2 separate regions of the Mus musculus genome follow, and region 1 is linked to region 2. Evidence: chromatin loops called from intact Hi-C (ENCODE). Cell type or tissue: left cerebral cortex. All regions are shown on one strand. Each heading gives the region's core, and the rest is flanking DNA. Links, peaks and the distances in the headings are about the cores only. Region 1 overlaps Gm35515 (a long non-coding RNA gene). Region 2 overlaps Rnf10 (ring finger protein 10).

Evidence for each region. Hi-C counts contacts between places; a loop is a spot of excess contacts. Peaks named below come from ENCODE experiments on the same cell type or tissue, not always from the same donor. Only the 100,000 strongest peaks of a DNase experiment are listed, where the experiment ranks them.
Region 1: it touches region 2 in a loop (6-fold over the local background); 1 of 42 quality-filtered maps calls a loop at or near these places.

What each region holds. Positions count from the first base shown.
Region 1 is chr5:115,204,610-115,209,980 of GRCm38, forward strand. Gm35515 (a long non-coding RNA gene) reads left to right here. Exons shown (of 3, transcript XR_387599.4): 3 at 80-647. Among named protein-coding and RNA genes, the nearest start is that of Cabp1, 13 kb to the left of the region's middle. In left cerebral cortex, for the core only: a CTCF peak has its summit at 2,835 (motif pointing right); DNase peaks (open chromatin) are centred at 1,913, 3,069 and 3,464; H3K4me3 peaks cover 124 bases; H3K27ac peaks cover 3,256 bases.
Region 2 is chr5:115,265,939-115,271,309 of GRCm38, forward strand. All of the region lies in intron 1 of Rnf10 (ring finger protein 10), which reads right to left. Among named protein-coding and RNA genes, the nearest start is that of Rnf10, 4.3 kb to the right of the region's middle. In left cerebral cortex, for the core only: no CTCF peak of the experiment used is centred there; no DNase peak of the experiment used is centred there; H3K4me3 peaks cover 1,181 bases.

The DNA.
Region 1 (5,371 bases), core at 324-5,323, 61 kb before region 2:
TCGACTTCACTTTCTGTTCTCTCTCTCTCTCTCTCTCTCTCTCTCTCTCTCTCTCTCTTTTAATTTTATCGGCTTTCAGCATTTTCAATTAATCTTGGAATGGTCGCTGGAGGCAAGAAGCCAGCGGCGCCTAAAGGAATGAGAAAGTGCAAACTGATCCAGAGGAAACAAAGGGCAGCGAGGGACCCCACAGCTGAGGCAGACGACACTGTGAGCGGCTCTGTCGGGAGGCTGGCGAGGCGTGCGCGCGCGGGTCTCTGCCTTAGCACCATCTGCCGATTCCTCAAGAGGACACAGAACAGACCAGCGAGCCATGAAGATTCGATTATGTAACGCGGGAGGATTGCTTGTTTTCAAAAGGGAGACAAATGGGAACGAATTGATTTGTTTGTCAAAGTCATGGCCCCAAAGGAGACCAGTCCCCTCCTCTTCCTGGAGGATTCATCAAGGAAGGGGAGTGATTTCACAGGCTCAGAAAAAAGGAGCCCAGGACTCACAGAGTCAGCTCAGATGGTAACAGCAGCTCCTGGGCCGCAACGCGGTGAGCCACGTGGTAGAAGAAAAGAACCAACTTCAGCTAACAGTCCTCTGACCTCCATAAGGGCACATACCCACCCGCCGCGAAATAAATCCATGCAAAACCATAATTCACTCCATTCATAAAAACGAGTCTATTTCCAAAATTGTGCTGGCAAACCTTTCTGGCTTCTCTGCTTGAGAAATGACCATTCCGCCGGTACCCAAAGGGCACAGCCATAGAATGGAACATAATTGGCACCCCCAACCCCAGCTTCAGAACCTGCCTGCTCTGTCTGACCTCTCTCGCTTGCTTTTAGGGAAGTAACATCTGATCTCAGAACCAGTGGGGGTCATCTTACTATTTCTATTCTGAACTCTAGAAAGTGCTTTAGAGGCTAGGGGATCTCTCTCTCTCTCTCTCTCTCTCTCTCTGTGTGTGTGTGTGTGTGTGTGTGTGTGTGTGTGTGTGTTAGTGTGTGTTAGTTGGTCCTTCCCTTCTACCATGTGTCAGGGCACCAGCAACCAAACTCTGGTCAGCAATAGCTATCACCTATGGCGACATCTTGGTACCCTCTCACTTTCCTATTCTTCTTCATACTATTCTGTCCTCGGTTTTGCTCCCTTGCCCTCCCTCGCCCTCCGGCTCTTGGGAGCAGCAGAAGACAGAGCAGAGGATAAAGGTAGTGGTTCAGTATCCCCAGCTCCTTCCCTGCCTCGGGTTGGCAGAGTCTTTGGATAGAAGGTTGCCCCCTCTTCAAAGGAGCCTGGCCACTCGGGAGGCAGAGGCAGGCAGATTTCTGAGTTCGAGGCTAGCCTGGTGTACAGAGTGAGTACCAGGACAGCCAGGGCTACACAGAGAAACCCTGTCTCGAAAGAAAGAAAGAAAGAAAGAAAGAAAGAAAGAAAGAAAGAAAGAAAGAAAGAAAGAAAGAAAGAAAGGAAGGAAGGAAGGAAGGAAGGAAGAAAGAAAGAAAGAAAGAAAGAAAGAAAGAAAGAAAGAAAGAAAGAAAGAAAGAAAGAAAGAAAGAAAGAAAGAAAAGAGCCTGGCTCCCAGAATCCTCCCTTTCTGGGTTCTGTAACTTCCTCCTCCGCTGTCACATCTTCGAGCGGTGGCAGGCTCTTTCTACCTCCTTGAACATTGTATCAATCATACGGTTTCCTTGTGCCCTCCCAAAACCTTGTAAATCGTCCCTTTATTAAATCCTCCTCTGATAGTCTAATTTGAGCATGCCATCTGTGTCTTCAATAGACCCTGCGTGACACACCCACCAGGTCACATCAGTATGTGCTAGACCCTGCACCGCGCTAAACAAACAGAACCAACAATACGGCAGGCTACGGCTTCCCGTTGCCAGTCTCTGCATTTACCTTTTCCCAAAGCAATGATAACAACGTAAGGAGAAAGTCTAAATCCTCTTTACAACATAATTGTGCAGTGGAGTTTGTATGAGCTAAATATAATTCTGAGAACAAGCTTTTCCGTGCCATCAGAATTCATGTTAGCACAACTATAAAGAGAAAACTCCAGAACTGATGCCCTGGAGTCGAGAATTAACAGAAAATATATTCCACTATGTAAATCAATCCAGCAAATAATCCTGAGTCCGTGTGGCCAGCGAGTTTTGCGAGGAACAACAGACATGAGCTGAGTAGGACTGGGGTTTTATTTTTATGAAATAAATGTACTTTCAAAAAAGGTGAATTTGGGGGCTGGAGAGATGGCTCAGCGGTTAAGAGCACTGACTGCTCTTCCGAAGGTCCTGAGTTCAAATCCCAGCAGCCACATGGTGGCTCACAATCATCAGTAATGGGATCTGATGCCCTCTTCTGGTGTGTCTGAAGACAGCGACAGTGTACTTACATATAATAATAAATCCTTGGGCCGGAGCAAGCAGGTTTGAGAACTGGTTGGGCAACATAGTGAGAGCCTCTGTTTCAAAAGGTTAGAACCAAAAAATGTTGGGGCTAGAGAGATGGCTCATCGTGAGGAAGCTTGCAGAAGATCCAAGTTCATGTCCCGGCACCTATGTTGGATGGCTCACGATACCCTATACCACCAGCTCCAGAGGTGTCAGCACCTGTACTCACATGCATGCACACTGTCCATGCACGCAATTTAAAAATAATATTTTGAAAAGTTGAATGCAAATTTCACATCTATAAAGCAAAAGGTATGTTTCCTGGTCAGGAGGAGCTTGCTATTTGTATAATAAGTTAGTAAAACAACAACCTTTTTATTATTATTATTATTAAGATTTATTTAACATATATTAGCATTCTGCTGCTGACACACCAGTAGAGGGCGCCAGATCCCATTACAGATGGTTGTGAGCCACCATGTGGCTGCTGGGAATTGAGCTCAGGATGGTCTGGAAGAGCAGACAGTGCTCTTAACCGCTGAACCATCTCTCCGGCCCCAAAGAACCCCCTTTTTGATGCCCCGAACCCATCAAATCACGAGGCACATTGACTCATTGTCCTTCTAGTGAAATTTATCCTCAGTCTGCAGGGAGGATGGCTCGCCTTCCGTGCTCCCGAAATAGCAGAAATTATGAAATGGAATTTAGAGGAAAAGATAAGGGAATTGCCATTTATAGACCACACAGAAAACGCGAGGCAATTTGCATCTGTTGGGCACATTTAACCCTGAGAATAAACACGTATTCCAACGCTTTCTTATTTTCTACATCTGAAGAAAGAAAACACGCACACACACACATATTCTATTGCTTTCTTATTTTCTACATCTGAAGAAAGAAAACACGCACACACACACATATTCTATTGCTTTCTTATTTTCTACATCTGAAAAAAAAAAAAAACCCTACATAGAAAAAAAAAGTCATCATGGCAATCAGCTTTTTTCCAACCAGAAAACGAAGTGAAAACGTTATCCGGTGATGTAGGATTATAGCGCTCACAGCCACAGCTTCGGTGGCTTCCTACTGCTCTTGGGATCGAGTCCAGATTCCTCCACACAGCCGGGCTCCTCTGAGCAGTCTTACTCTCAGTCCTCCCTGCCGCTGCTGCCTGGAAGGCCTTTAGGGGTGCCTGGTCCTGCTGCCAGCTCGCCCCGCCCCCCGCCCGCCGCGCCCCCCCCCCCCCCCCCGCTACCCCTCCCCTCAATGACCTCAAACCCATCCCTAGCATCTACACAAAGTTTACACTTCCCCGGGGGGCGGGGGTGGGGGGTGGGGGATGTCTGTCTCCCCAGCTGGGCCCATAGCACGGGCTTCTTAATGCCAAACATCAGAGAAGGGAGGGCCTGCAGCTTGGCCTGGTGCTGGTCGTTTGCCACCCTTTCCCTTCTTGGTCCTGTTTGTTCCTTCTGGCCCCAGGAGGGCACCCTGCCCTGCCTCTTGTAAATATAGGGGCAGTCTAAACCAGGTAGGGTGGTATACTCATATAATCCCAGCACTGGGGAGAAGGCAGGGATGTCAGATCCAAGGTCACCCTGGGCCACAAGAGTGAATTTAAGGCCAACCTGGGCTACTTAAGAGCCTATCTCAAAACAAAAACAAAAACATTGTTTTAAATAAACCACGGGGAAGTCAACAGAGCTTTCCCAGAGCTTCTGGAAGCTCTGCTCTCTGCCTCTTCCTCCCCCTCACACATATGCTAGCAGTGGATCCAGGGTTGGGAGTTCCCACTGAGGTCCCAAGGACAGTGGGAGGTCCCTCAGGCCTCGTCACCTGCAGATTCGCAGCCTGATGTGAGCACCTGGTCCTGTGACTGCGATCAGGCCCAAGAGCCTTTGTGTTCTTTTGGACTTATCCAAAGGTTGGAGTTAGGATAACGACTCAAATTTCTCAGCTTTTCAAATGTCTATGCACTCTGAGACCCATCTTTTTTTTTAAATTAGGTATTGTCCTCATTTACATTTCAAATGCTATCCCAAAAGTCCCCCATACCCACCCACCCACTCCCACTTTTTGGCCCTGGTGTTCCCCTGTACTGGGGCATACAAAGTTTGCAAGTCCAATGGGCCTCTCTTTCCAGTGATGGCCGACTAGGCCATCTTTTGATACATATGCAGCTAGAGTCAAGAGCTCTGGGGTACTGGTTAGTTCATATTGTTGTTCCATCTATAGGGTTGCAGATCCCTTTAGCTCCTTGGGTACTTTCTCTAGCTCCTCCATTGGGGGTCCTGTGATCCATCCAATAGCTGACTGTGAGCATCCACTATGTGTTTGCTAGGCCCCGGCATAGTCTCACAAGAGACAGCTATATCAGGGTCCTTTCAGCAAAATCTTGCTAGTGTATGCAATGGTGTCAGCATTTGGAAGCTGATTATGGGATGGGTCCCCTGATATGGCAATCACTAGATGATGGTCCATCCTTTCGTCACAGCTCCAAATTTTGTCTCTGTAACTCCTGAGACCCATCTTTATATTTCAAAAGTAGTGTTCCGGTCTCGGGCAATGGCTTAGTTGGTAAAGGGTTTGCCCCAAAAGCACAGGAACCTGACTTGATCCCCCAGGGTTCACATAAAACCAAAAACGAACAAACAAACAAACAAACAAACAAACCCCCCAAACCTGGGTATTGTGCATCCATCCTTGTAACCCCAGTACTGGGAGGTAGAGTCAGGTAGATCCCTGAGGCGCACTGGCCAGTGAGGCCAGCCAAACCAGTGAGCTGCAGGTCACCGAGAGACCCTGCCTCAGAAAACAAGATGGTACCCGAGGAGTCACACCGCCCAAGGAATAGGAGGACCTTTCTCTTCTACACGCATACCTATACACACTTGAGTGTGCACACCTGTACACACACACACACAAACACCCGCACACATACAAACACATGCAAACACCTACACATACAAACACCTGTCTTTAAAAACAAGAAAAGA
Region 2 (5,371 bases), core at 117-5,116:
CCCAGCTGCTGCTGGAGCAAATAACTACAAAGAGACCGTGTCTACATACAGCACAAGCTTATCATACAGCAGGCTAAAGACCTAAGACAAAAGAGACATGAGTCCAATTTAACTACATCTACTGAGAGAGACAGACAGAGATAGAGACACACCACTACCACCACCACAGTGTGTATGTGGAGGTCAAAGGACAACCTGCAGAGGTTGGTTCTCTCCTTCTACCATGTGGTCTCAGGGACTGACTCAATTTAGGTGGTCAGACTTGGTGGTAACAGCCTTTACCTGCTGAGCCATCTCGCCAGCTCATAAATCCAAACTTTGAAAGCAATCACACCCCCAAGGAAGAATGGAAGCCACACCAGCCACTCCAAACCTAGCCAGCTGCAGCCAAGGAATCAAGCTAACAAGCTACAGAGGATGGCAGCAGGAAGAGAACAGGTTACCACACAAAACTGCCAAGGCACGTTCACTCCTTAACTGCAGACAGTAACTGGAATTGAGAGTTGGAATGGGGGCTGGAGAGCAGCTTACAGGCCTATGGCCACCCAACCTTCACCCAGCACCAAGCCACTGTTGAGCATAGCGCAGCGCCACTGTAGCAGGTGGCAATCTGCATGGTGGCACACCCGTAACCCAGCACCTGGGAAACAAAACCAGTCTCAAAGCCAAGCATGTCTGTGCACCACACAAATGCCAAGTGCCCACGGAGGCCAGAAGAGGGTGATGGAGCTCCTGACACTCCAGAGTTCCTGACAGATGTGAGCTGCCATGCAGATGCTAGGACTTAAACCTGCATTCTTTGGAAGAGGAACTTAATTTTAGAGCCCCCTCTCTCCAGCCTCAGGATAAAAAAGAAAAGAAAAAAGGGGGAAAAAAGCAAAGAAAGGAAGAGAGAAAACACATTCCCCAAATCTTGTTATCTGAAGCTGACAGAACATGACTCTTAACTGTAGCTCTCAAGAGCTATGTCACCCTCAAGTGTAGTTTAGTGGCAGTGCTTGACTAACACACAGGGCCTAGGCTTGATCACCAGCACGGCTTGTGTAGATCTGGATGATCGCGGAGTTCCACACTGACAAGACTGAAGACGAAGCAGCACTCAGGGCAACTGCTGGTTTCTTCATTTTTATTACCACACTCTCTGGGAAATGGTTTCCTAAGACCCGCTGTAATGGACAGTGAACTGAGTATTTCTAAATCAGATTACAACAATTGACCACATAAGGATTTATGATTTCAGGCAAAAAAAAAAAAAAAAAAAAAAATCAACTCCCTTCTCTCTTGGTCTTCCAAATACCACAAAGTCTGAAGGGAGACATCTCAAGTGAGAAACCAACCGGCTCTTATCTCCAAACCCAGCCAACACGCAGCTGAGGACTGATCCTACTGTCCTGCCTGGGACCCAAAGATAAAATTCACAGTGCTATTTTTGAAATGTTTTCTAGACAACTTGCCAGGACACACTAGTGAATAACCAGGGAGAAACGGCCCTCCTCTCTCAGAAGGAACAAGAGGACCCACATCAGATTTTGGAAAATAAGTTTCTAGAAGAATTTTATTTTATGATTTTATTTGTCTTCTCCATTTCTTTGTTTTCATTTTTGTTATGTTGTTTCTGGCCCACTCTTAAACCTCAGACTGGCAGTTCCCAGTTCCAGCTGTGCATCAGGGTCACTTCCAGGGCTTTAAGATTATGAATGCTGCCCGGTGCTGCAGTTCTCGGGAGGTTGAGGACAGGAGAATACAGATGAGAACTCAAGCCCAGCCTGGACTAAGTAGCAAGTTCAAGGCCAGCTTAAACTATGCAGCAAGGCTAAGTCTAAGAAATTAAGGAAAAAGAGAGGTGGGAGAGGGAGGTCAAGCAAGCTGGGCCTAGTAGCACGGGCCTGGGATCTCAGTCACTCAGGAGGCCATTGCCATGAGGTCACAAGCCCAAGGCCTGCCTGCTTGGCTACAAACTCAGTTTAAGCCAATCCCAGCTAATGCTCAAATGATAATTTTTTTTTTTTTTTTTTAAAGATTTATTTATTTATTTATTATATGTAAGTACACTGTAGTTGTCTTCAGACACTCCAGAAGAGGGAGTCAGATCTTGTTACAGATGGCTGTGAGCCACCATGTGGTTGCTGGGATTTGAACTCTGGACCTTCGGAAGAACAGTCGGGTGCTCTTACCCACTGAGCCATCTCACCAGCCCTCAAATGATAATTTTTAAAAGAGGCTGGAGACACAACTCAGTGACCAAGTCCCTGCCTAACTTACACCAGGCTCAGAACCCAGTGTCAAAAATAAATAGATAATAGAGCTAGAGCTAGAGCTAGCTCAGGAGTTAAGAATCCCTGACTTTCCTTTTCCAGAGGACCCTCACTGGGTCCACACAATCATCTGTGACTGTACAGGAATTCAGGTGCCAGCACTCACAGGACACTGGGTGTCCAGCACAACCTTTAACCCTAGCTGTGAGGGGACAGCAACATTTAAGTCTGATTACCCAGTAACCCAGCTTCTGATCCCAGGTGACAGGAACAAAGTCAGCACAGTGGTTCACACTGCCAACCTCAAAATAACTGCTTCATAATACCCGACCTTCCCTTAACCTCCGCCTCGGGAGGAGGAACAAGAGCAGGGTTCCTGGACAGGGACTACAGCTGGCCTACAAATCCCTGACCTGTCTTGTCTATAAATATTTACTTTCTCTGTTCTTTCTCTATGGCATCCCCTGGTCCCTAAATTTCTTCTCTCCTCTGGGCTGTATTGTTGGGACAGTCTCTTGGTAAACTCTTCTAACAGTCTTAGCCCTGCTGGAAGAAAGCTGTAGAAATATAGCCAGAAACGGGATGTTTTGTTAAGTATTCAAGGCAATTAGCCAAGGCTGTAGACTAAAAGATCAAGAAACTCCTGGTAGTCAGATTTACCTATGACAGCATACCAGTGAAGAGCAAGCATAAGCTAGCCACAGAAAACAAACATATCAGATATATTTATGTAGTTAGAAAGCAAAGGACCACTTACAAACTTCCACAGCTTACAGATGCCGAGGGAGGGAGAGGCTAAGCCATGGTGGTGACACACACCTACAGCTCCAACACAGGCCCCTCAGGAACCTCAAGGCAGAATGGGGTCTGGTTCCTGAGACATGAAACTGTCTCCAGAAACCAAACACATTTTGTGTGTTTTTCTTTGTGTTGGCAAAAGAAAGTGAAATGGTATCTTCATTCCACAATCCCATTCTTCCGAGTCAGGACTCTGAAACAGTCCTGACACTACCCACTGCTCCGTGCACATCTTAGTCACATCTCCTTCTCTAGCAGACCTCTCAATGGCAATGCTTTCTCATGTTGTTGGCAACAGAGTCTTACTATGTGACCAGGAAGCCCTGGAACTTGCTCAGTAGCCCAGGGTAGCATCAAACTCTTGATCCTCTGCTTCGGCCAGTGAGTGCTGGGATTACAGGCTGTCCCCACACACTCGGAGCCTTCATTTAGTTTCTTTCTTTTCACTCTTCTTAGTTTTTCTAGACAAGGTTTCTCTGTGTAACCCTAGCTCTGTAGACCAGGCTGGCCTCAAACTCAAAAGATCTGCCTGCCTGGCTTCCCAAGTGCTGGGATTAAAAGTGTGGACCACCACGCCCGGGTTATTTTATTTTTTATGTGTATGGTACTTTGCTTGCAAGTTTGGCTGCACAACACATGTATGTTTATGACTGTGGAGGCAGAAGACAGTATCAAATTCCACAGCACTGTGGAGCTGGGAACTAAACCCAAGCCTTCTGTAGGAGCAACAAGTACCCACTGAGCTAACTCTCTAGCCCCTGCTTCATTCATAGTTCTGTGATTGTTTTACTAGGGTTCTGATGTGTTTCTGAGGATCAATGCCAGGCCCGAAGATGGTGCCTTGCCTGTCTATAGTTCCAGCTGGTCAAGGGGCCTGCCACCAAGCCTGACCACCTACCCAAAATAACACATGTAGGGAAAAATAGATTAAAGAAAAGGTCAGTCAGGAATGTGGTAAAAAGCCTTCATCACATCAGTTCTCTTGCTTAACCTTTTAAATGTATCACCATCCTGTGGGTGCAGGATGTACAGGTGGAAGGGCGTGAAGTCAGGTCTTTCTTCCTTCCTCTCAGAGGGCATGGAAAGGTGGAACACCTACTCTAACTGCTAAGCCATCCTACCTCACTGAACTCTACTACCCTCTCTTATGCTGTCTGATATGTCACAAGCTTTGGCCTACTGCTCACTGAACAATAAATAAAGCATTTATTGCAGCTGACTCATGCAAGAATGTTTTATTGACTTAGGGAGGGCCCTAAAAAATTTAAGTTGAGAACTCTTGGAGAACCAAAGCTTAGCATTACCTCTACAAGCAAGGCTGAAGTCATCCATTACTCTGAGAAACCCTCAGACCTCTCTCCAACAACAGCCAAGATTTACAATAAAACTACACATGTGCAAAACTCCAGAATCAGTTTATACGGTTCAGAGGCGAGTTACACTAACACCTGCTTAGACAGTAAAGCACTGGTACATCACAGCGAAAACTGGTCCCTACCCAAGTTACACAGGCAACTTCTACACATCCTCAGGTAGACCTGGTAATGGAGTTTGTCATACCCTACAGATAAACTCTCAGTCAGTAAGCCTTATAATTTTAGTGCTTTTTTTTTTTTTTTTTGCTCTTTAATTTGAGGGGGGTGGGGGGATGCTAAGGATCAAACCCAGGGCCTTGCATATTCTAGGCAAGGTCTCTACCACTGACCCATACCGTCCAGCTCTTTGAATCTTAGACTGTCAGCTCAAAGCTCCCCATCTGTCACACATGCTCTCTCTCACAAAAACACACTGCGGAATCCAAACAAAGTTACTTGCACATACATCTTTGCACTAAATACATCCAGTGATGTTTGGCACTGGAAAACTACGGGGTGTGCTCTTCCAGGAGACCCCCTCTCCCACTCCCAGTGTTACTAAGTCTCCTGGAGTTCTTTGTGTAGGGTTCAGGTTCCTAGGCTCCTCCCCACGCTCAGGTTCACTGGTGGATATGCATAGAACTCATACACATGCTTGCTGACATGTATATGCACATGCATACAGATGTGTGAAAGAAGGACATGAAGGAGATTAGCGGAAGGTTACACAGGAAGCTTTGGAGGGAGGAAAGAGAAGGAGAAACATTGTAATTAAACCACAATCTGAAACTTGGCTGTGTCTGAGATTTTGGAGGTGCTTGAGAAGCAGAGGCAGGTGGATCTCTGAGTTCAAGGCCAGCCTGGTCTATAGAGTGAGTTTCAGGACAGGCAAGGATGCAAAGAGAAACTTGTCTCGAAAAACCAAAAGACTGATTGAAAAAAAAATTACTATCTCAAAAATAC